Linked DNA regions of Homo sapiens: region 2 is linked to region 1. Evidence: chromatin loops called from intact Hi-C (ENCODE). Cell type or tissue: transverse colon. All regions are shown on one strand. Links, peaks and the distances in the headings refer to the core of each region. The heading gives the core; the rest is flanking DNA. Region 1 has its middle 14 kb from the start of RBAKDN. Region 2 holds the start of MIR4656 (microRNA 4656).

Region 1 (15,631 bases), core at 3,847-11,846:
GTCTCACTCTGTCACCCAGTCTACAGTGCAGTGACATGATCATAGCTCACTGTAGCTTCAGTCTCTGGGCTCAAGTGCTTCCTGAGTAGTTGGGACTACAGGAATGTGCCACCATGCCCAACTAATTTTTAAAACTTTTGTAGAGATGGGGGTATATGTTGCTCAGGCTTGTCCCAAAGTCCTGAGCTTAAGCAATCCTCCCACCTCAGCCTCCCAAAGTGTTGGGATTATAGGTGTGAGCAACTGCACCCAGCCTCTAATAGAGATACCTGATTTTGGTATCTATTGATATTCTCTATTTGGTGGAACATTGTTCTTCTGCTTTCACTCTTTAGACAACATTTCCTTTAGTTATTTGAACATATTTATAACAGCTTCAAGTCTTCGTCTAATAAGCCCAACCCTGGAACTCCTCAGGGCCAGTTTGTATTGACTACTTTTTATATATTTTGTATATGAGCCACACATTTCTGTTTCTTTGCATGTATCGCTTTTTCTGCATAAAAATGGAGATTTTAGGGCCAGGTGTGGTGGCTCACGCCTGTAATCCCAGCACTTTGGGAGACCGAGGAGGGTGGATCACAAGGTCAGGAGTTCGAGGCCAGCCAGGCCAAGATGGTGAAACCCCCGTCTCTACTAAAAATACAAAAATTAGCCAGGGACGGTGGCGAGTGCCTATAATCCCAGCTACACCGGTGGCTGAGGCAGGAGAAATGCTTAAACCAGGGAGACAGAGGTTGCAGTGAGCTGAGAACGTGCCACTGCACTCTAGCCTGGGTGACAGAGCAAGACTGTGTCTCAGAAAAACAAACAAAAAACAAACAAACAAAAACTGGAGATTTTAAATACTGTATTATGGTAACTCTGGTAATCAGATTTCCTTCCCCGTTTTCAGATTTTCTTGCTCTTGGTTCTCGTCTCTGCTCAGTTTAGTGTTCAGCTAGCGACTGTACAGATTTCCTTAAATGCTTTAAGCGAATAAGTCTTCCAGTTTTTGCCAAGGGTCCCCTGTGTGTTGGGGTCCATCTTCAACACCCCAGCAGTCGACAAGCCTGCGCTTAGCTTTCACTTCCTGCCAGTTCAGAATCTAAGGACAACAGATGTGAGACATTGGAGGTGTCTGTGGTATTTCACAGGCATCTGCATGGCCTTATATATTGTATGTCCTTCTAGATCACTGGAACATGTTAGACCTTTTCAAAACCCTGTATAGACCTCTCATGCTCGAAATTATCATTTTATGCTTTCTGGCCAGCCTCTTGTGTGTCTTAGCTGGTACTGCCACCCCAGGGAGCTGCAATGTTATTCAATTGCTACTGATTGTTTTTGAAAAATGTCCTGGGAATAGGGTATTAACCTTCTAGGGGAGTTGTTACTGAAAGTGGATAAAAGTCCTCTGAGGCCGGGCGCGGTGGCTCACACCTATAATCACAGCACTTTGGGAGGCCAAGGAGGGTGGATCACGAGGTCAAGAGATCGAGACCATCCTGGCCAACATGGTGAAACCCTGTTTCCACTAAAAATACAAAAATTAGCTGGGTAGGCCAGGCGCGGTGGCTCACACCTGTAATTCCAGCACTTTGGGAGGCCGAGGCGGGTGGATCACGAGGTCAGGAGATCGAGACCATCCTGGCTAACATGGTGAAACCCCGTCTGTACTAAAAATGCAAAAAACAAATTAGCCTGGGCGAGGTGGCGGGTGCCTGTAGTCCCAGCTGCTTGGGAGACTGAGGCAGGAGAATGGCGTGAACCCCGGGGGGCGGAGCCTGCAGTGAGCCAAGATCGCACCACTGCACTCCAGCCTGGGCAACAGAGCGAGACTCCGTCTCAAAAAAAAAAAAAAATTAGCTGGGCATGGTGGCACGTGCCTGTAGTCCCAGCTACTGGAGAGGCTGAGGCAAAAGAATCACTTGAACCCAGGAGGCGGAGCTTGCAGTGAGCCAAGATCACTCCACTGCACTCCAGCCTGGTAACAGAGCAAGACTTTACCTCAAAGGAAAAAATTTAAAAAGTCATCTGAGTGGGGCTTTTCTAGACAGTTGCCTTATAGGTGAAGTACTGACAATTCTCTGAAGATAGGGCTTTTTGGCGAGTTTCAAACCCATTTTCTCTCAAAATGGTTAATTTTTTTTTTTTTTTTTTTGAGACAGTCTCGCATTGTCGCCCAGGCTGGAGTGCAGTGGCACGATCTCTGCTCACTGCAAGCTCTGCCTCCCGGGTTCACGCCATTCTCCTGCCTCAGCCTCCCGAGTAGCTGGGACTACAGCCTCCCAAGTAGCTGGGACTATGCCCAGCAAATTTTTTGTATTTTTAGTAGAGATGGGGTTTCACCGTGTTAGCCAGGATGGTCTCAATCTCCTGACCTCGTGATCCGCCCACCTTGGCCTCCCAAAGTGCTGGGATTACAGGTGTGAGCCACCACGCCCGGCCTAAAGTACTGGTTTTTACAGCTACTGTGGGTAAAGGCTGTTGGGTTTTTTTCTTTTTTTTTGAGATGGAAGGGTCTCACCCCTATTGCTCAGATTGGAGTACAGTGGCATGATCATGGCTCACTGCAGCCTCGACTTCCCGGGTTCAGGCGATCCTTCCACTTCAGCCTCCCAAGTACCTGAGACTACAGGCTTGTGCCACCACGCCTAGCTAATTTTTGTATTTTTTGTAGATATGGGGTCTCGCCATCTTGCCCAGGCTGGTCTTAAACTCCTGGGCTCAAGCAATTTACCCACCTTAGCCTCCCAAAGTGCTGGGATTACAAGTGTGCACCTGGCCAAACCTATTGGATTTTAAAGCTATCAGAGTTGGGAAGAAGGAAATGGGAAGTCCACATGCTACAAAGCTCACTGGTCTCGTGAAAAGAAATTAAATCTTGGGACCCCAGGCTGGGCATGGTGGTTCACGCCTGTAATCCCATCACTTTGGGAGGCTGAGACGGGCAGATAACCTGAGGTCAGGAGTTCGTGACCAGCCTGGCCAACATGGTGAAACCCCATCTCTGCTAAAAATACAAAAATTAGCTAGGTGTGGTGGTGGGCACCTGTAATCCCAGATACTCAGGAGGCTGAGGCAGGAGAACTGCTTGAACCTAGGAGGCAGAGGTTGCAATGAGCCAAGATCGTGCCACTGCACTCCAGCCTGGGGGACAGAGCGAGACTCCATCTCGAAAAAAAAAAAAAAAAAAATCTTGGGACCTCAAACTCGTTAAGCCAAAGGGAAAAGTCAAGCTGGGAACTGGGTTGTGCAAACCTGCCTCCCCATTTTTGGGTTTCTAAATAAGATGGCTACAAGATGAAAAGCTACAAGCCTCCCTCACATTTTGCTCACAAGGAAATTCCTAGTGAGCTGCAAGATCTTTAAGGTGTTTCTGTGAAAATTTCACCAGGGCAATGTAAACTGATAGCTTACCTTTTACAGGTGCAGTCAACCCCCTGCCCACCAGACACAAATGCATATCTGATTGCTCCCCTGCCCCATTTTGTCTATGTTATCTTATGTAAAAAAAAAAAAAAAAAAAAAGTACAGGCCAGGCACGGTGGCTCATGCCTGTAATCCCAGCACTTTGGGAGGCTGAGGCGGGTGGATCACCTGAGGTCAGGAGTTCGAGACCAACCCCAGGCAACATGGTTAAACCCCGTCTCTACTAAAAATACATATATTAGCCAGGCGTGGTGGTGGGCACCTGTAATGACAGCTATTTGTGAGGCTGAGGCAGGAGAATCGCTTGAACCCGGGAGGCGGACGTTGCAGTGAGCTGAGATTGTGCCACTGCACTCCAGCCTGGGCAACAGAATGAGACCCTCTTTGGGGGCGGGGAGAAACAGATTCACTGAACCAGACAACAGGCATGAATGACTATTTTTCCTACCTCCTTCTTACATGAAAATTGTGTACTTCTCAATATCTCGCCCTTTCCCCTTTAATGGTGGGGTCTCAAAATTACTTTTGGAGAAAGACATAGACCTGTCTCCCAGGTGTGCATCGTTAACTTTGGTGAATAAACCTCCTAAAATAATTGACGCTTGTCTCATCATTTTTCTCGATTGACAATCTTAGAGATATTCAGGTATTTTTCTTAAATTCCCCGAATTGTTATAAGCCTTTGGTTAATTTCTAAAGTTATGGAGAAGTTGGTTTTGACCATTTTTGCCAGGATTTGTGTGACTTTTATGGAGGAGGAGATTTTCAGTTATTTTGGAGTTTTTTTTTGTTTGGAGATGGAGTCTCCCTCTGTTGCCCAGGCTGCAGTGCAGTGGTGCGATCTTAGCTCACTTCAGCCTCCGCCTCCCAGGTTCAAGCAATTCTCCTGCCTCAGCCTCCCAAGGAGCTGGGACTACAGGCGTGCACCACCAAGCCTGGCTAATTTTTGTATTTTTAGTAGAGATGGGGTTTCACCGCATTGGCCAGACTGGTCTCAAACTCCTGACCTCATGATCTGCCTGCCTCAGCCTCCCAAAGTGCTGGGATTACAGGCGTGAGCCACTGCGCCTGGCCGATTATCAGAGGTGTTTATTCTGCTGTTCTGGAAGTGATCCTGCCTCCCAGCTTACCTTTGATTCAGCAAATGAAAAAACTGTAAATGCAATACTGTGTTTTTGCAAAAATATTGGCAAAAAATTTGTAAGTTTCTAACCAGCCTGGTAGAGGTGAGAGGTTTTCTTGCATGCAGTTGGTGGAAGGTAATTTGTCAAGCTTTCTGGAAGGAAATTTGGTACTTGTCCCTACAAATTGGAATCCTGAATTTCCTGTTTGATGGATCCCCTTGGGGCAGAGACTCCACGGAGTTAGAGAAGGAGCATTTTCCTCCCAGGCCTGAGGGCAGAAGGAGGGCGTTTGCGGAACAAAAATTAAGATTCAGGCCGGCGTGGTAGCTCACGCCTGTAATCTCAGCACTTTGGGAGGCCAAGGCAGGTGGATCACAAGTTCAGGAGCTCGAAACCATCCCAGCCACCATGGTGAAACCTTGTCTCCACTAAAAATACAAAAATTAGCTGGGCGTGGTGGTGGGTGCCTATAATCTCAGCTACTCAGGAGGCTGAGGCAGAAGAATCGCTTGAACCCGGGAGGCGGAGGTTGCAGTGAGCCGAGTTTGCGCCACTGCACTCCAACCTGGTGACGAAGCAAGACTCTGTCTCAGGAAAAAAAAAAAAAAAAAAAAAAAAATTAAAGCTCAGTGCTCCTGGGAAAAGCAACTACAATTTGTCGTCAGAGGGCAGTGTTTTGCCCTGTTCTTCTGGAGAGAGGCGGGACTTCCTCCAGGTGTGTTCAGGAGTCCCCACAAATGGCTTCAGGAAATTAGAGGCCTGGAAGGCTCCCCCTGTCTTCACAAGCCCAGGCTCTACACTCTGGAGCCAAACACAGCAGCCCAAGAGGGCGGGAATCCCATTCCCATGGGCGGTGCTATTTCTTCCTTCCTTTTTTTTTTTTTTTTTTTTTTTTTTCGGAGACAGAGTTTCACTCTTGTTGCCCAGGCTGTAGTGCAATGGCGCAATCTCGGCTCACTGCAACCTCCGCTTCCTGGGTTCAAGTGATTCTCCTGCCTCAGCCTCCTGAGTAGCTGGGATTACAGGCATAAGCCACCATGCCCGGCTAATTTTTGTAGTATTAGTAGAGACGGGGTTTTACCATATTGGCCAGGCCTGTCTCAAACTCCTGACCTCGTGATCCACTCACCTAGGCCTCCCAAAGTGCTGGGATTACAGGCGTGAGCCACCGCGCCTGGCCAAAGTGCTATTTCTGTTCCCATTCTGTGGACAAATAAATGAGATCTTAATGGGGTATTTGGGGTACGAGCTGGAGGGGTTGCTCTCAGCCAGTGTCTTTGCCTGCAATATTGTCCCCCATTTCATGCACACCCCAATACTGAAACTTACCCCATTGCTCTTGCAGTAGACTGAACATGTTCCCCCCAACATTTATATGTTGAAACCTACCCTCTAAGGTAATGGTATTATGAGACATGGGCCTTTGGGAGGTGATTGGGTGTTACCCTCACGAATGGCATAGTGCCCTTATATTAATAAAAGGGATGGCCGGGTGCGGTGGCTCACACCTGTAATGCCTGCACTTAAGGAGGCTGAGGCTGGAGGATCATGAGGTCAGAAGTTCAAGACCAGCCTGCCCAACATGGTGAAACCCCGTCTCTACTAAAAATACAAAAAATTAGCTGGGCATGGTGGCAGATGCCTGTAATCCCAGCTACTTGGGAGGCTGAGGCAGGAGAATGGCTTGAACCGGGGAGGTGGAGGCTGCAGTGAGCCGAGATCATGCCACTGCACTCCAGCCTGGGTGACAAGAGTGAAACTCCATCTCCATCAATCAATCGATCAATCAATGGGACCCCAGAGAGCTCCCTCTTTTTCCACCACATGAAGACACAACTAGAAGTCTGTGATCTGGAACCCAGAAGAGGACCCTCACCAGAAGCTGACCATGTACCCTGATCTCAGATCTTCAGTCTCCAGAGTTGTGAGAAATAGATATCTATTGTTGATAAGGCAGCCAGTCTATGGGACTTTGTTATGGCAGCCGAGACTGTCAAAGACAGCTCTAGAGGGGCTATGTGTCCAGGAGGGGATGAATCAGTCTTTTACTTCTTCTTTTTAAGACAGGGTCTCGCTCGGTCACCCAGGCTGGAATGCAGTAGTGTGATCTCAGCTCACTGCAACCTCTGCTTCCTGGGCTCAAGCGATCCTCCCACCTCAGCCTCCCAAATAGCTAGGACTACAGGCACGTACCACCATGCCCAGCTAGTTTTTGTAATTTTTGGTAGAGACGGGGTTTCGCCATGTTGCCCAGGCTGGCCTTGAACCTCTGAGCTCAAGTCATCTGCCCACCTCGGCCTCCCAAAGTGCTGGGATTACAGGCATGAGCTGCCGCGCCCACCCTCTCCTTTACTTCTCAGCTGTGAATGTTCTCCCATATCCTCGGACTCCCAGCCTGCTCCCAGGCTTCACAGTCCTATCTGATGAAGTAGGGGAGCACCAGCCACCCCCTTATCTCTCTAGCTCAGTCTATCCCCTCCAGGGGCTCTGGACTTCTCTCCAGGGCAGCCTGACCTAGGGGCGACACAGGAGTTTCCTTGACACTGGTACTATCTCTGAACATCTCTGCCTCCATCTCTGTTTTGAGGCTGGTCCATGGAGTCAATGAAGGGGTCCCCTCCTCTCCCCCAAAACCCTCATCTTAGCTCCTGCTTTTCCCAGGCCCTAAGATCCTGGGGGCAGGTCTTGTAGAGGGGGAGCCCTTGTGGGGGGCTTCAGGTACCCGCACTCTTTAGGAACAGGCACAGGTCTTGATGTTGCAGGCACAGGTCTGGATATTGATGGGAAATTGCGGTCAGAGTGGACAGCACCACCCATTCCCGGCATCTCCCATGATTTGGTCTTCAAGCCTTCACCTCATTCTCTGCCCACCTGGATCTTGTCAGCCCCAGAGAGAACCTGAGTCCAGAGGAGAAGCAGAACCCAGGCCACTGGGCAGTGGCAACCGCACAGACACCGACATCCCTGGGAGAGCCTGAGCCCACCGCCCAGAGCTCAGAGCCTGGAATAAGCAGCCCAGCGAAGAGCCCCGCTCCACCGCCCAGAGGAGCACCAGAGTGAGCTCGGCCTGGAACCCAGAGACCATCTTCAAAATCTCATCCCCAACCTCTCATAAATGCCACCTTGTCCCTGGCCCCCCTGTAATTACTTCAGCCCCTTGTTCCCTTCACAGCAGTAATTTTTTTTTTCTTTTTGAGACAGAGTCTGCCTCTGTTGCCCAGGCTGGAGTGCAGTGGTGCAATCTCGGCTCACTGCAACCTCCGCCTCCCGGGTTCAAGCAATTCTCCTTCCTCTGCCTCCCAAGTTGCTGGGATTATAGGCCAGCACGCCAGGCTAAATTTTTTTTTCTTTTTTTGAGACGGAGTCTCACTCTGTCGCCCAGGCTGCAGTGCAGTGGCGCAATCTCGGCTCACTGCAAGCTCTGCCTCCCGGGTTCAAGCGATTCTCCTGCCTCAACCTCCGGAGTAGCTGGGACTACAGGTGCCCGCCACACGCCCGGCTAATTTTTGTATTTTTAGTAGAGACAGGGTTTCACCGTGTTAGCCAGGATGGTCTCGATCTCCTGACCTCGTGATCTGCCCGCCTGGGCCGCCCAAAGTGCTGGGATTACAGGCGTGAGCCACCGCGCCCGGCCGATTATTTTAATAAGATGATTGAACATCTTCCTTATTAGATTGTAACCCACAAGGGCATTTATGTTGCCTGCGATGTCCCCCGGTCCTAGGGCAGCCCACCTGCTGATGCAGTTCTGAGTGCTGCCACCAGGGGGCAGGGCTGCCTCGCACTTGTCATGGGGACAGCGGCAGGACCCTCAAGAGGGCTTTAACTTGGTTGGGTTCGTATCTGCACCGGGCCATATCTGCACCTGGGAATACTCCACTCCCTCCCTGAGGTGTGAGTGGGGATGCTCCCAGCTCCAGGAGACACAGCTGTGGTGTCGCTGGCCAGGGTGCAGCTTTCTAGAGAGGTTCCATTTTCACACCTCCAAGTTCAGACCTTTTCTTTCCCTCTGCAGACTGGGGCGAGCGACCACCCAGCCCAGTGTAGAGGGGGTCTCATGTCTTACCACTCTTCATTTACACTTTTTTTTTTTTTTTTAAAGACGTCGGGTTAGCTCACCCCTGTCATCCTAGCACTTTGGGAGCCCCAGGCAGTCAGATCACGAAGTCAGGAGATGGAGACCATCTTGGCCAACATGGTGAAACTCCATCTCTACTAAAAATACAAAAATTAGCCGGGCATGGTGGCGGGCGCCTGTAGTCCCAGCTACTCAGGATGCTGAGGCAGGAGAATTGCTTGAACCCGGGAGGCGGAGGTTGCAGTGAGCTGAGGTCATGCCATTGCATTCCAGCCTGGTAACAGAGCAAGACTCTGTCTCAAAAAAAAAAAAAAAAAAAAAAAAAAAGGGACATAGGGTCTGGCTCTGTTTCCCAGGCTGGAGTGCAGTAGTGCAATCACAGCTCACTGCAGCTTCCAGCTCCTGGGCTCAAGCAATCCTCCCACCCCCGCCTCCCAAGTAGCTGGAACTACAGGTGTGCACCACCACATCTGGCTAATTTTTCTATTTTTATTTTTTGTAGAGATGCGGGTCTCACTATGTTGCCCAGGCTGGTCTCGAACTCCTGGCCTCAAGAGAGTCTCCTGCTTTGGCTTCCCAAAGTGCTGGGGTTACAGGCATGAGCCACTGTGCCCAGCCTTCACTCTGACTTTGAACAGGCCTCCTGTTCGCAGCCCACTGCACATCTCCACCCTCTGGCGCATATGCTTCCGCCAATCCCAGAGCCTTTTCCTCTTTGACTCCCCTCCCGAGGAGTGTTTGCCTCTGAAGAACTTAGGCTTCAGGGTTTTTTTTTGAGACAGGTTTGCTCTGTTGCCCAGGCTGGAGTGCAGTTGTGCGATCTCTGCGCACTGCAACCTACACCTCCTGAGTTTAAGCGATTCTCCTGCCTCAGCCTCCTAAGTAGCTAGGATTACAGGCCCCTGCCACCACACCCAGCTAATTTGTGTATTTTTAGTAGAGATGGGGTTTCACCATCTTGGCCAGGCTGGTCTTGAACTCCTGACCTCGTGATCCACCTGCCTCAACCTCCCAAAGTGCTGGGATTATAGGCGTGAGCCACTGCACCCAGCCTGGGCTTCAGCTTTGCTCTACCAGGGGTTGCCATTAGTAATGTTTCTCCTAACACTGTGTGGACGTCTCTTTTCTACCTTTAACTGTATTCATGTTCCCTTTATCTTGGTGGGGTTAAGCCAAAAAAGGGGGATGGGGGCTGGATGCAGTGACTCATGCCTGTAATCCCAGCCAAGGCAGGAGGATCACTTGAGCCTGGGAGATCTAGACCAGCCTGAGCAATATAGCAAGACCCCGTCTCTACAAAATAAAATTAAGAAATTAGCTTGGTGTGGAGTGCGTGCCTGTACTCCCCACTACTCAGGAGGCTGAGGCAGGAGGATCACTTCAGCCCAGGAGTTCAAGCCCAGTCTGGGCGACAGAGCGAGACTCTGTCTCAAAAAAAAAGTCCTCATTGTGGATTGAGTGAGTTGCAGTGGGGATTGTTTGTGCCAAATCAGTTTCTTACAAGCTCCTCAGTAGGTTTCAAGGGAAGCTTCGATGTCACGTCCTTCAGATTGTGGGGGACAGTTGCTGCTTTGGCATGGTGGTTATCATGAGGCAGTGGGATGGAGAGAAACAAAGGCGATGCAGCTGGTCCATATCCCCAGCAAGTACAAGCACGCATAACGGAAGCATTGCAAGCACACATAACCATGCCAGACACATTGCAAGCGCACATAACAGATGCATTGCAAGCGCTGATAACCATGCCAGAGGCACTGTAATCACACATAACCGTGCCGGACACATTGCAAGCGCAGATAACCATGCCGGATGCAGGCAAGCACACATAACCTTGCCGTATTCATTGCGAGCACAGATAATCGTGCGGAGCCATTGCAAGCGCTCATAACCCTGCCGGACGCATTGCAAGCGCAAATAACCACGCCAGATGCAGCCAAGCGCACATAATCACGCCGGACCCATCGCAAGCGCAGGTACCCATGCCAGACGCATTGCGAGTGCAGATAACCACGCTGGACGAAGGCAAGCGCACATAACGGACGCATTGCGAGATTGCAGGCACACATCACCATGCCAGACTCCTTGCAATCCACGTAAGCATGCTAGTTTGGGGGTTGATACCAGCCCCTCTTCCTTTCCTAACTTTGTAATCCCCCAAGCCATAAACACCAGTGTCAGATGCATAGCAATCAAAATCCGTTTTATTATGAACGACACTGAATTGGAGGAAGTAGAGGGACCGGGGCGGAGGCCGGGGGAGACTGACCGCGTGGGTTTCCCAGCACTTTGCACCTGCCAGTCACAGGTGAAGTTAGAAAACCACAAAGGTCTTCTGTTTGGAAAAGCAGAAGGAACTGTGGACCAGGCTGTCCCAGAGAGACCAGCTAGGGAGGGGACAAGGTGTGCTTGGCTCACTCAGCACTTTTGCAGCACTCACCAGCATGGCAAATCCAGGTGAGAAGAAGGTTATGGGACTGGAGACACCCCCCTGCTTCCTGGAAGGCGTGAAAATACCACTCTCCCCCACCCCCGCAAGAGGAGACAGGAGCCCAATACCTGAGGCATTTCTAAATCCCGGTTTCTTTCGCCCAGGCTGGCTGGAGTGCAGTTGTGCAATCTCGGCTCACTGCAACCTCCACCTCAAGCCATTCTCCTGCCTCAGTGTCTCGAGTAGATGGGATTACAGGCACCCACCACCATGCCCGGCTAATTTTCTTTTTTCTTTTTCTTCTTTTTTAAAAACGTATTTTAAGTAGAGACGGGGTTTTGCCATGTTGGCCAGGCTGGTCTTGAACTCCTGGCCTCAAGTGATCTACCTGCCTCGGCCTCCCAAAGTTCTGGGATTACAGGCATGAGCCACTGCACCTGACCCAAATCCCAATTTATTTCTCAATGGCAAAACCTGGAAACCCAGTTTTTGGAAATAATTGAATCCCTGGCACTTCCTTCTCAGATGACTGGGCAGGATGCACCCCAGACACATGGTAAATGGAAACTGGGGTACAGCAAATAGTGACTTTTTTTTTTTAAGCAAAGAGGCCCAGCATGGTGGCTCATTCCTATAATCCCAGCACTTTGGGAGGCCAAGGTGGGAGGATCGCTTGAGCCCAGGAGTTTGAGACCAGCCTGAGCAATAGAGTAAGACCTTGTCTGTACAAAAAATAAACTAGCCAGCATGGTGGCATGTGCCTGTAGTCCTAGCTACGTGGGAGGTTGAGGCAGAAGGATCACTTCAGCCCAGGAGGTGGAGGCTGCAGTGAGCTATGATTGTGCCACTGCACTCCAGCCTAGGAAACACAGCGAGACTCCATCTCAAAATAATAATAATAATAATAATAATAATAATAATAATAATAAAAAAACACGTTACCAGAGAAATATCAACAGCCTAAAAGTCATCAACTGTGTGCTCCAGTGGACTCAGGCTGTGGCGAGGGATGTCTTTTCTGAAGAGTGGAAGGGAGCTGAAGAGCTCTGTACCTTTCAGGTGAACCCAGAGAGAGTCCCAGCAGAAATACCCATGGGGAGAGGGAACCTGCCATTCTGGGGGTCTGAAGGGTGAAGAGGTCCCCTCATTCATTCAAGGCAAGAGCCAGGTCCTCAAAAGGCCATTTTCTAAAGTCTTAAAAAAAAAAAAAAAAAAAGAGAGTCTCACTCTGTCACCCAGGCTAGAGTGCAGAGATGCAATCACAGCTCTCTGCAGCCCCGACCTCCTGTGTTCAAACAATTCTTCCTCCTCACTTCCCAAGCAACTGGGGCTACAGGCATACACCAACATGCCCGGCTAATTTGGAAATTTTTTGTAGCGACAGAGGCGGGGGGTCTTGCTATGTTGCTCAGGGTGGTCTTGAACTCCTGGCCTCACGAGTTCTTCCCACCTTGCCCTCCCAAACTGCTGGAATTACAGTCATGTGCCACCGCGCTGGGCCGTGGTGGGGGGATTTTAAGTTACAGATTCGATTTCTTATGTCAGTTTCAGTAATTTTCTAGAAAGTTGTTGGTTTTATCCAAATATTTAAATTCATTGGCATGGCCAGGCATGGTGACTCACGCCTGAAATCCCAGCACTTTGGGAGGCTGAGGTGGGTAGACCACTTGAGGTCAGGAGTTCGAGACCAGCCTGGCCAACAAGGTGAAATCCCCTCTCTACTAAAAATACAAAAATTAGCCAGGCATGGTGGCACATGCCTGTAGTCCCAGCTACTCGGGAGGCTGAGGTGGGAGGATCGGTTGAACCCGGGAGGTAGAGGTTTCAGTGAGCTGAGATCATGCCACTGCACTCCAGCCTGGGCGACAGAGCTAGACTCTATCTCAAAAAAAAAAAAAAAAAAAGCAAATTAAAAAATAAAAAATAAATTGACATAGAATGTTGATAACATCTTATAGGCTCTGCCATGATGTCTCAGTTTCCCCCTTTCTAATGGGCCGGAGGAGAGGACAGAGGCTGGCATTCCAGGCAGTGGAACAGTGTGAGCCAAGCTCTAGCACAGATGCTGGAACAGCAGCTGGCCCTGCTCGTCTGGGGTTTAGGCAAACGCCGGGGATGCAGAGGAGGGTCCCAGTGCCTGATGGGCATTCACCTTCTGGTAGAAGTAGCTGCCATGTGATTGGGTGGTTTTATCAGCCTGGGGTCACAGAGGCAACCAAAGTGCCACCTAAGCCACACTGTTGCTTGAAGCCAAGGGACAGGGCAGCTGTCACATCTCCTGCAGCCTCTCCTTGCACCATTCAGGGTCCCCCCCTTGCTGCTGATGTCTACACTATGCACATTCACCCAGGCCCAGTGCGGGCTGCTCCACCACCAGCCATACCCACCCCACCTGAGCTCAGCTGATTATCCCAGCCCTGCCTACCCATCACTCCCAGCCCTGCCATCTGCACAGTTCTGTCCTCTCTGAGCCCTCCACCTCAGCCCTCCACATTTTTTTTCTTTTTTTTGAGACGGAGTCTTGCTCTGTCACCCAGGCTGCAGTGCAGTGGCGCTATCTCGTCTCACTGCAAGCTCCGCCTCCCTGGTTCACACCATTCTCCGGCCTTAGCCTCCCGAGTAGCTGGGACTACAGGAGCCCGCCACCATGCCCGGCTAATTTTTTGTATTTTTAGTAGAGACAGGGTTTCAATGTGTCAGCCAGGATCGTCTCGACCTCGTGATCCACCTGCCTTGGCCTCCCAAAGTGCTGGGATTACAGGCGTGAGCCACCGCGCCCGGCCCACATTTTTTTTTTTTTTAAAGAGATAGAGTCTTGCTCTGTTACCCAGGCTGGAGTGCAGTAGCATGATCATAGCTCACTCTAGTCTCAAACTCCTGGGCTCAAGCAATCCTCCTGCCTCAGCCTCCTGAGTAGCTGGGATTATAGGCACAGGTCACCATGCCTAGCTAATTCTTAAATTTTTATGTAGAGATGGGGTCTTGCTTCGTTGCCCAGGCTGGAGTACAATGGCATAATCATAGCTCACTGCAGCCTCCAACTCCTGGGCTTGAGCTATCCTCCCACCTCAGTCTCCTGAGTAGCTGGGACTACAGGCCCCGGCCACCACACCCAGCTTAGTATTATTTTTTATAAAGATGGGGTCTTGCTATGTTGCCCAGGCTGGTCTCAAAATGCCTGGACTTAAGCAATCATCCCACCTCAGCCTCCCAAAGTTCTGGGATTACAGGTGTGACTACCATACTTACCCTTTTCTTTTCTATTTTGACACTGAGTCTCGCTCTATCACCCAGGCTGGAGTGCAGTGGTGTGATCTCGGCTCACTGCAACCTCTGCCTCCCAAGTTCAAGCAATTCTTCTGTCTCAGCCTCCTAGTAGCTGGGATTACAGGCACCCATCACTATGCCCAGCTAATTTTTGTATTTTTGGTACAGACGGGTTTCACCATGTTGGCCAGGCTGGTCTCGAACTCTTGACCTCAAATGATCCACCTGCCTTGGCCTCCCAAAGTGCTGGGATTACAGGCGTGAGCCACCACGCCCAGCCTAACCCCTTTTCTAGATCCTCCCACATCTCCCTTGCTCGGCCACTGAGCCTGCTGAAGGCCAATGTCACCCCAGGCCCGCTCCTCTGGCTTGGCTCAAGTGAAGACCTACCAGAAAATGAGCCTGTGGCAGTGTAGAAATGCCCAGCTATGCCCCCGGCTATGCCCAGGACACAGCAGGCGGAGAAGGTGTCATCACTTTAGCCACAAAGCTTTAAGCAAGAGTGGTTTTAGTCTGGGCACTGTGGCTCACACCTGTAATCCCAGCACTTTGGAAGGCCAAGGCAGGCAAATCACTTGAAGTCAGGAGTTCAAGACCAGCCTGGCCAACATGGTGAGACTCTGTCTCTACTAAAAATAGAAAAATTAGCTGGGCGTGGTGGCTCACACCTGTAATCCCAGCTACTCGGGAGGCTAAGTCAGGAGAGTCACTTGAACCTGGGAGACGGAGGTTGCAGTAAGCTGAGATTATGCCACTGCACTCCAGCCTGGGTGACAGAGTGAGACCCTGTTGAAAGGAAGAAAGGAAAGAAAGAAAGAAAACAAAGAAAAAGGAAAGAAAGGAAATGAGGAAAGGAAAAAAAGAAAGAAAGAAAGGAAAGAAAGGAAGAAAGGAAAGAGAGAAAGGAAAGAAAGAAAGGAAGGAAAGAAAAGAAAAGAAAGAAAAGGTTGTAGACTGGGTGTGCCTGTAATCCCAACATTTTGGGAAGCCGAGGCAGGTGAATCGCTTGAACCCAGGAGTTCCAGGCCAGCCTGGGCAACGTGACAAAACCCTGACTCTATTGAAAAGAATTGTAAAGAAATAGTGGTTCTTTACCTCCCAACAGAGATCAAAGTACTCCTGTGAGTAGTCAATTTATTTTTATTTATTTATTTTTTTTGAGACAATCTTGCTCTGTCAGCCAGGATGGAGTGCTGTGGCGTGATCTTGGCTCACTGCAACCTCCATCTCCTGGGTTCAAGTAATTCTCCTGCCTCAGCCTCCCGAGTAGCTGGGATGACGCGTCTGCCACCACACCTGGCTAATTTTTGTGTTTTTAGT
Region 2 (9,802 bases), core at 1,803-9,802, 290 kb after region 1:
GTAATATATTCGTATATTTTATAAACATTTTTTATATTTTATTATATAAAATATAAATATTTAATTTTTTTTTATGAGACGGAGTCTCGCTCTGTGACCCAGGCTGGAGTGCAGTGGTGCAATCTCAGCTCACTGCAACCTCCACCTCCCAGGTTCAAGCAATTCTCCTCAGTCTCCTGAGTAGCTGGGATTACAGGCGCCTGCCACCACGCTTGGCTAATTTAGTACTTTTAGTAGAGACAGGGTTTCACCACGTTGGCCAGGCTGATTTCAAACTGACATCAAGTGATCTGCCCGCCTTGCCCTCCCAAAGTGCTGGGATTACAGGCGTGGGATTACCATGCCTGGCCTTGTTCTGTTTCTTTTCCTAGGAGTCCCACAACGTGTGTGTTAGCACTGCCGAGAATGTCTCACAGCTCTGGACGGTCTGCATTTCTGGACCTGGTGCAGATCCCAGGATCCTGGACTCTGATTTGATGCCTTAACGGTGGAAGGGGGTTGAGTATATTTTTTATGTGGGAGGGGTGTGGACTGTGGCCAGAGGAAAGACAGTGGCAAGGCATTTCCAAAGGTGGCCACCAACAGTTCCTCCCACAAAGAGAAGGGGGCTTATCTCTTCTTCCCTGCAATATTCTCCGGCCTTCTGACTTGCTCCGAACAACAGGATGCAGCATAAGTGATATTCTGGGACCTTCCAAGCCAGACTGAAGGGCCTTTGGTTTCTATTTTCATGCTCCTGGAACTCAGCATCCATGGAAAGAAGCTCTTGGCATCACCCCAAGGAAGGGAGGCCCCGTGGAGTCGGGGAGGCCCAGCTAGCCTCTGGCCGCTGAAGCACCTAGCTGAGGTGCGGGACTGGTGAGGGCTGCCACTGGCTGTTCTGGTCTTGCTGAGCTTCCAGGCGAATGCAGTCCCACCAGTGATCCCGGGGACACCACGTGGAGCAGAACGACTTCCCAGCCAGGCCCCAGACAATCTACAACACTGTGAAAGGTAACACTTCTTATGGGTGTTTTGTTTTTTGGTTGTTTTGTTGATGGAGTTTCACTCTGGTCACTCAGGCTGAAGTGCAATGGTGCAATACGGCTCACTGCAACCTCCGCCTCCCAGGTTCAAGTGATTCTCCTGCCTCAGTCTCCTGACTGGGATTACAGGCACCTGTCAGCACACGCAGCTGATTTTTGTATTTTTAGTAGAGACCAGGTTTCACCATGTTGGCCAGGCTGGTCTCAAAACTCCTGACCTCAGGTGATCTGCCTGCCTCGGCCTCCCAGAGTGCTGGGATGACAGGCGTGAGCCACCGTGCCCGGCCTGTTTTTGTGTTTTAAAAGCATTTTATTTTGACATAATTATAGATCCAAAGGAAGCTGCAAAAATAGCAGAGTCCCGTGTACCTCCACCAGCTTCTCCCACTGCAAAACCTGAAAACCGACGTTGACTTGTTACTATTAATATAGCAGTTACGCTTTGTACATATTCAGTTGTCACCACTTTTTAAGTTAAAGTGGAATTCACATAGAGTTAGCTATTTAAAGTGTATAATTCAATGGCAAGCAGCACGTTCACAGTGTTATGCAACCATCACCACTGTCTAGTTTGGTCACCTCCAACGGGGAAAACACGGCCACTAAGCAGGCTCTCCCCATTCCCTTCTGCCCCTAGGCCCTGGCAACCACAAACCCACTTTCTGCCTCTGTCTACACCTCTTGTGGATATTTCATGTAAGTGTTATCAGAAAGGGGTCCTGATCCAGACCCCAAGAGAAGGTTCTTGAACCTCGAGCAAGGGAAAATTCAGGGCAAGTCCATAAAGTGAAAGCAAGTTTATTAAGAAAGTAAAGAAACAGGCCGGGCACGGTGGCTCACGCCTGTAATCCCAGCACTTTGGGAGGCCGAGGCGGGCAGATCACGAGGTCAGGAGATCGAGACCATCCTGGCTAACACGGTGAAACCCCGTCTCTACTAAAAATGCAAAAAATTAGCCGGGCGTGGTGGTGGGCACCTGTAGTCCCAGCTACTTGGGAGGCTGAGGCAGAATGGTGTGAACCTGGGAGGCGGAGCTTGCAGTGAGCCGAGATCGCGCCATTGCACTCCAGCCTGGGCAATAGAGCAAGACTCTGCCTCAAAAAAAAAAAAAAGAAAGAAAAGAAACAGGCGCAGCGGCTCATGCCTATAATTCAAGCATATTGGGAGACTGAGGTGGGTGGATCACCTGAGCTCAGGAGTTCGAGACCAGCCTGACCAACATGGTGAAACCCCATCTCTACTAAAAATACAAAAATTAACTGGGTGGGACAGACGCGTTGGCTCACGCCTGTAATCCCAGCACTGTGGGAGGCCAAGGCCTGACCACCTGAGGTCAGGAGTTTGAGACCATCCTGGCCAACATGGTGAAACCCCGTCTCTACTAAAAATAGAAAAATTAGCTGGGAATGGTAGCAAGCGCCTGTAATCCCAGCTACTCAGGAGGCTGAGTCAGGAGAATCACTTGAACCTGGGAGGCGGAGGTTGCAGTGAGCTGAGATTGTGCCATTGTATTCCATCCAGCCTGGGTAACAGAGCAAGACTCTGTCTCAAAAAAAAAAAAAATAAATAAATAATAAAATTAGCTGGGGGTGGTGGCACACACCTGTAATCCCAGCTACTCAGGAGGCTGAGGCCGGAGAATTGCTTGAAACCAGGAGGTGGAGGTTGCAGTGAGCCGAGATTGCATCATTGCACTCCAGCCTGGGCAACAGGGCAAGACTCTGTCTCAAAAAAAAAAAAAAAAATGGCCACTCCAAAGGCAGAGCAGCAGCATGAGCGCTAGTGAGTATATTTAGAGTTATTTCTTGATTACATGCTAAACAAGGGGCGGATTATTCATGAGTTTTCTAGGAAAGGGATGAAGATTTCCTGGAACTGAGGGTCCTTCCCCTTTTTAGACTACATAGGTAACTTCCTGACGTTACCGTGGCATTTGGAAACTGTCACTGCGCTGGTGGGAGTGTCTTTTAGAATGCTAATGAATTATAATTAGCAACTAACGAGCAGCAAGGATGACTAGAGATCACTGTCGTTGCTGTCTTGGTTTTGGCCAGCTTCTCTACAGCATCCTATTTTATCAGGAGTGTCTTTGGGACCCGCATCTTGAACCTGTACCTTGTGCTGACCTCCTGTCTCATCCCGTGACTAAGAATGCCTGTCCTCCTGGGAATGCAGCCCCGCAGGTCTCAGCCTCGTTTTTACCCAGCCCCTATTTAAGACGCGGTTGCTGTGGCTCCCACGCCTCTGACCTGAGTCATGCAGTATGTGGCCTTGGGTCTGGATTCTTTTGTGTCCGGAATTGGTGGGTTCTTGGTCTCACTGACCTCAAGAATGAAGTCGCGGACCCTCGCGGTGAGTGTTACAGTTCTTAAAGGCTGCGTGTCCGCAGTTTGTTCTTTATGATGTTCGGATGTGTTCGGAGTTTCTTCCTTTTGGTGGGTTCGTGGTCTCGCTGGCTCAGGAGTGAAGCTGCAGACCTTCGCGGTGAGTGTTACAGCTCTTAAGGCGGCGCGTCTGGAGTTGTTCGTTCCTCCCAGTGGGTTCGTGGTCTTGCTGGCTTTAGGAGTGAAGCTGCAGATCTTTGCGATGAGTGTTATAGCTCATAAAGGCAGTGTGGACCCAAAGAGTGAGCAGCAGCAAGATTTATTGCAAAGAGCGAACAAACAAAGCATCCCGGTGTGGAAGGGGACCCGAGTGGGTTGTCACTGCTGGCTCGGGCAGCCTGCTTTTATTCTCATCTGGCCCCACCCACATCCTGCTGACTGGTAGAGCCGAGTGGTCTGTTTTGACAGGGTGCTGATTGGTGCGTTTACAATCCCTGAGCTAGACACAAAGGTTCTCCATGTCCCCACCAGATTAACTAGATACAGAGTGTTGACAAAAAGGTTTTCCAAGTCCCCACCAGAGTAGCTAGATACAGAGTGTCTATTGGTGCATTCACAAACCCTGAGCTAGACACAAGGTGCTGATTGGTGTGTTTACAAACCTTGAGCTAGATACAGAGTGCCAATTGGTTTATTTACAATCCCTTAGCTAGACATAAAGGTTCTCCAAGTCCCCACCAGACTCAGGAGCCCAGCTGGCTTTCACCCAGTGGATCCTGCACAGGGGCTGCAGGTAGAGCTGCCTGCCAGTCCCGTGCCCTGCTCCAAAGGCACTCCTCAGCCCTTGGGTGGTCGATGGGACTGGGTGCCCTGAGCAGGTGGCAACACTCGTTGGGGAGGCTCGGACTGCGCAGGAACCCACGGAGGGGAGGGGGGAGGCTCAGGCATGGCGGGCTGCAGGTCCCCAGCCCTGCCCCGCAGGAAGGCAGCTAAGGCCCAGTGAGAAATCGAGCACAGCAGCTGCTGGTCCAGGTGCTAAGCCCCTCACTGCCCAGGCTGGCGGGGCTAGCCGGCGGCTCCGAGTGCGGGGCCCACAGAGCCCACGCCCACCCGGAACTCGCGCTGGCCCGCAAGCACCGCGTGCAGCCCTGGTTCCCACCGCGCCTCTCCCTCCACACCTCCCCGCAAGCTGAGGGAGCCGGCTCCGGCCTTGGCCAGCCCTGAAAGGGGCTCCCACAGTGCAGTGGCGGGCTGAAGGGCTCCTCAAGTGCTGCCAAAGTGGGAGCCCAGGCAGAGGAGGCGCCAAGAGCGAGCGAGGGCTGTGAGGACTGCCAGCAGGCTGTCACTTCTCACTTTCACTTAGCATATAATGTTTCTAAGGTTTATCATCTTTTCTGTAAATCTGAAAAACTATTCTAAAATTTCAGTTTATTTAAAAAAAAAGTTGAGAGCTGGTGAGCTTTGCCCTTTTCCCAGCTGCCTCCTGGAGGCCACCTGAAGGTTGCTCCTCCCTGGGCTGGGGTCATGCCCTCCGAGGCCCTGTGGCCATGAGCTCCTCCTTGTCCCTTGGATGAGCGGGACGGCCCTTCAAGTCACACTCCCAGTCCTAAGCCGGGCGCTGCTGCACAGGCTGCGGACTTAGCACCAGCTGGCCTGGGCGGTGGCCCCACGAGTGCCTGGGAGCTGGGAGCCAGGACACCCCCGACGCCTTCAGGTCAGGGAAGCCCCGCCCCAGGGCAGGAGGGGAGCTGCGGACTCAGTGGGAGACTCATTCCGAGCCTAGGGGCAGCCCCACGCTCTCTGAGCTTCGGGATGAGCCCAGCAGCGCCCCCACACCCACTGCTGCAGGCGGGGTCGTGCACCGCACTGGGAAGTGATCCCGAGACCCGCGCACTGGCACGCACGCCTTGGTATGCACAGTTGTACACGTGCGCTGCTGTTTCCACGTGGAAACACAAACACAGTGCTGCCGACGGAAGCGCCTGCCAGCGCCAGCCTTTCCTGCGGCCCCGGCTCAGCGGCCCTGGGCTGTCATCGCAGGCCGCGGGGGACACCAGCCGTCCTGGAGCTCGGAACGCGACCCAAGGCCCAGGCTGTGGGGCAGGCGAGCGCTTCCTGGGCTGGAACCTGGCGGTGAGGACCCCGCGGTTCGGCTCGGGCATCTGGGGAGCTCCTGAGCCCGCACGGTGTCCCCTGCTCCGTTCCTTGCGCGTCACTCGCCCCCTCCATAGTCCTGAGGCTGGGCAAGGGGCAGGACCCTGCAGTCGCCTTCAGCCTGTGGTTTCTTAGTCGCAGAGCTATGGGGGATTGGGGGCGGGGCCGAGGCCGGAGGGGAGGTGGGCGGGGCCAGAGCAAAAGAGGAGACCGGGGGCGGAGCCAGAGTGGGGAGGGGGAAGAGTTTGAGCCTGGGGGCGGGGCGTGAGGCTCTCGGGGCGGCGGCGCCCCCTGGCGGCTGAGCCCGTCCCAGGCACCGGGCGGAACGTGCGACACAGCTGTGCCTTGGTAGTCCGGAGGGTGGGACCACAGGGCCCAGGAAGGTGGCGGGGCTGGGGCCGCACGCCCAGACACCTCCCCTTCGCGCGAATCCAGTGTTCTGAGCTCCACTCAGGTGGCTCCCTGGGGCCTTCCCTCCGAATGGCCAGAGGCCGCAGCCTGCATAGGCCATGGCGCTTGCAACCCTCCCCCGGTCCCCTTCATCTTCAGGCTATTCAAGGGCATCAAAAGGGGCATTGACAAGCGCACCACCCAGAGCGGTGACCACACCCGGGAACTCGCGCCGCTGCCTTCCGGGCTGTGCACAAATGACCTGGTTTCTGTAGCAGCAGTGGCACGCCGGGCTGAGCCTCCAGGACTGGCAGCAGCTGCCAGGGGTTCCCATCCCTGGTCCTCTCCCCAGGGTGCAGGGCAGGTAACGGAACTGATCGCGCACTCTTCATACAGACGCTTATTAAAGGAGATTTACTTTTACTGCAGCTCTTCTTGCCCATCAACTGTCCAAAAACAAAAGACTAGGAAACAGACCCAGCAGCCTCCACCCGACCCAGCCACAGGGCCTCAAGCCTCCAATCAGAGCCGCTCCATGGCACCCCTCAGCTCAGCTCAGTGTTGCCTGGGAGCAAAAGGCTCGGAGACAAAGCCCAGAGGGTGAGCAGGGGGGCCAGCCCCGCGTGTCTGTGAGGGTGCCAAGCCCACCGTGGGCCTTGCCTCCTCTCCCAGGACTCCCGCGCCCTCCTGAGCTCCTATCAGCCTGGCCTCAGTAGCAAGCTGGCTGCCCAGGCTCTTAATCTGCACCGAAGTCCCTGGCCACTGTCCCTTCACCCTGGCATGAGGCCGGCCTCCCTCTCCACCAGCCGGCTGACCGTGCGCAGGGCCAGGGGCAGGGCCGTGTTGGCATCGCGGTGATAGCGGGGGCTGCACACCTCCGTGCTGGGTGTGAGCACAAACTGGGCCACGCTAGGCATCTTCAGCAGGGTCAGCAGCTCTGTGGCCCGGGTACGGATGGCTTCCGCGCCCTCCTCGCTGTGCGTGGAGCTGGTGGCTGGACTGTGAGCCAGGGTCCTCATCTTTGACAGCAATAAAGAGGCCCTGGGGAAAGAAGGTCCCTCCGTCAGCTGCAGATGCTCCCCTCCCAGGACAGGGGTCTGTGTGGAGGGGCCAGGCCTGAAGCGCCCAGCAGAGTGGCTTTAGCTCAGCAGGGCCCACCCAGGACCTGCGCTGCTGCGACCATTTCACAACACCTGGATGGGAAGACCTCAGAAGCCACCTCTCTTCCCCAGGAGCCAGAAGGCTTCGCTCCCTCCCTGACCAGGCACCTGGGGATCAGATCTTGGCTCCGGGAGGCCAGCTTCGTCAGCGTGGTCATCAGCACGGTGACCACCTGGGGGGGACACCTGGGCAGGGCAGCAGAGGGGCGGCACTGGGTGACCTCGAATAGCAGAGCCTCCAGGGCTTCGAAGAACTTGTTGATCTGCTCCACGGTGCACCTCCGATCGTAGGTCACCGACAGGTACTCGCCGATGGCCCACACCTAGGCCCGGGGACAGAGATTCAGCCCCCACCCAGGCCTCCTGGGTCAGGAGCGGCTGTGGGAGGCCAGCGCCCGCCTTACCACGCTGGTGACGAGGCTCGCCCTGCTGCAGAGACCATTCACGCTGCCCAGGAACTCCAGCAGGTCTCTTGCCAGCTCCACCACCAGGGAGGGTTTCAGCGTACACAGGGCCAGGAACTGAGAACTCAGCACACTGCCCAGAAAGCCGGGTCTACGCCTGCTCTGTGCAGACCTATGACCCCATCCCCATCCAGGCCAAGGGCCTGGAGAAACCCGGGAAGCGTCTGAGTGGTAGGTGTATGCTGCACCCTCCGATAGAGGAACACAGAAGACTGCCAGCCTCAGAGAAACTGTTCTCACTGGGGAGAAGGCTGGCACCAGCGCTGGCCTCAGGCCCAGGCTCAGAGTGGAACCAGGATGGGCCTGCATGCATCAGGCCTTTGGAGAGAAGGACCCCAGGGGACAAGACGGGGAAGAGGGACCTGAGCTAACCCTGAAGAGGACAGGCTCGGCAGAAAGAAGGACGGGAATGTTCTTGAGAAGCAGAGAGAAGTGCCTGGGGCTGGGTGTGGGGCTGTGGGTGGGGGTGGCAGGGTCTGAGGCTGCTGAGGGCCCAGCTAGGGGTGGTGCCGAAGCCACTGAAGGGGAGGGGGGAGGGGAGAGGGGGAGGAGTCCAGGAGGCACCCGCCCAGGGCTGTGGCAGGAGCGCAGGAGGGACCTACCTGTGCACACCGGCAGCGTACCCTGGGGCCGGGTAGAGCGAGTCGCTCCTGCCCAGGAGCAGCAGCGCCAGCTGGTTGATCAGGGACCCGTCAGCCACCTGGGGGTCAGGAGTGGGAAACAGGCTCAGCCCCACCCCCACTGCAGGCCCTAAGGTTGGGGGTGAAGCCATGGTGAGGGCTGGGGGGCAGGTGAGGGGCTGGAGACTCCTCGTCCACTGCCTTCCCCAACACCCAGGGACACAGAGACTCAGCTGGCAGCATCCGGGCACAGGGAGGGAAGCCCTGGGCTGGCCCAAGTGCCCCCGGCAGAGGTGTCGCTTCTGTTCCACGGCTCCTCTGCCAACTCCCGCTCTGCAAGGCCAGGCACACGTCTTGTTTGGCCAAGGGTGCGCCCAAGCAACGCCCAGCCCCCTGCCGGCCTCCCCACCTCCCAGGCTCTCCTGCACTGGCTTGTAGAGCTCCCCGAGGTGGGAAGCAGCAATGGGGGAGATGGGGGGCACCAGCCTGTGGGAGCCTTTATTTTGGCCTCAGATGGGGATGCTGAATTATCAGGGGCAGCAGGGGGACAAACTGCTCCGGCCCCAGCTGTGTGGCCAGAGCCCAGGCCACTCACTTGCCCTGTCCTGGGGACGGAAGACAGGGCCTGCTGGGGCAGTTGGATGGAGCCTGCTGGGATGGGAGACAGGACCTGCCGGGATGAAGGGGATGGGACGGGGATTGGGGGACGTGGCCTGCCGGGATGAAGGGGATGGGACGGGGACTGGGGAACGGGGCCTGCTGGAATAAAGGGGATGGGACAAGGGACGGGGCCTGCCGGGGCTGTGGCATGTGCCTCCCTGACCCTCACAGGGACCGTGGATGGTGGGTGTGGCGGGAGCAGCCTTCTGCAGAGCTCAAGAGGGCCCCCCAGTGCTGGCTCTGGCCTGCCCCTCAGTTGTGAGGCCTGTGGGAATGGGGGGCCCCAGGCAGCGAGCTCACCTGGGTCACTGCTGAGAAGAATGCCTGCAGCAGCGTGGGCACGGCCTGGGCACACTGGGCCACGCGGGCACAGCCGGCCATGGGCTGCAGCAGCTGGTGGAGTGGCGCCAACCTGAGGACACAGTGTGGCCGTGAGTGCTGCCCGCTCCCCGACCTGGTGACTGCAGGCCGGGGCCACGTCGCCACTGCTCCCTCTCGCACAGCTGAGCCCGCTCCCATCCTCACTCATCGCCTCTCGGGACCTCCTGCTCCCCTGGGTTTGGGGAGACCCCTGGCGTCAGCACACCCGGGACAGTAAAGCCATCGGGACAAAGGCTGGCGTGGGCTGAGGGCAGGAGGCCTGTGGCCGGTCCCAGGCCTCCTGCTTCCTGGGCTCAGGCTCGGTTTGTCCATCTGCAAAATGGAGCACCCACAGGGCCAACCTCCAAGCTTATGAGGGTTGATGTGGGCAGCAGAGAGAGCTGAGACCAGGCCCCGCCCCCGGCAGACCCGTGGTGCAGAAGCAGGGCCTCTATAATGGTGATGACGGGGACGCAGCCTTGTGTGGGACACAAAGCACCCTGGCCTCAGCCTAGGGCTGAGCAGTGAGCCCCACCCCAGTGGCTGTGGCCGGGCTCTCTGAGCCACTGGTGGCCCCCTGGCCCTAGGGCCCCGTACCTCTCAGTGGCGCCACTGGCCTTGGGGCGCAGCAGGTATTGGAAAAGA

What was found. Hi-C counts contacts between places; a loop is a spot of excess contacts. Peaks named below come from ENCODE experiments on the same cell type or tissue, not always from the same donor. Only the 100,000 strongest peaks of a DNase experiment are listed, where the experiment ranks them.
Region 2: it touches region 1 in a loop (6-fold over the local background); 86 of 110 quality-filtered maps call a loop at or near these places.

What each region holds. Positions count from the first base shown.
Region 1 is chr7:5,078,290-5,093,920 of GRCh38, reverse strand. No RefSeq gene overlaps it. Among named protein-coding and RNA genes, the nearest start is that of RBAKDN, 14 kb to the right of the region's middle. In transverse colon, for the core only: a CTCF peak has its summit at 8,298 (motif pointing right); DNase peaks (open chromatin) are centred at 5,300 and 8,259; H3K27me3 peaks cover 4,137 bases.
Region 2 is chr7:4,788,247-4,798,048 of GRCh38, reverse strand. It overlaps AP5Z1 (adaptor related protein complex 5 subunit zeta 1), which reads right to left. Exons shown (of 17, transcript NM_014855.3): 12 at 9,755-9,802; 13 at 9,098-9,209; 14 at 8,120-8,217; 15 at 7,458-7,590; 16 at 7,162-7,376; 17 at 3,652-6,934. The coding sequence ends at 6,664. MIR4656 (microRNA 4656) reads left to right here and starts at 9,410; the gene lies at 9,410-9,484. RADIL (Rap associating with DIL domain) reads left to right here. Exons shown (of 15, transcript NM_018059.5): 15 at 1-994. RefSeq lists enhancers at 4,447-5,121, 5,226-5,305 and a silencer at 5,696-5,815. In transverse colon, for the core only: a CTCF peak has its summit at 5,844 (motif pointing left); DNase peaks (open chromatin) are centred at 5,108, 5,758 and 6,078; H3K4me3 peaks cover 1,091 bases; H3K27ac peaks cover 1,257 bases.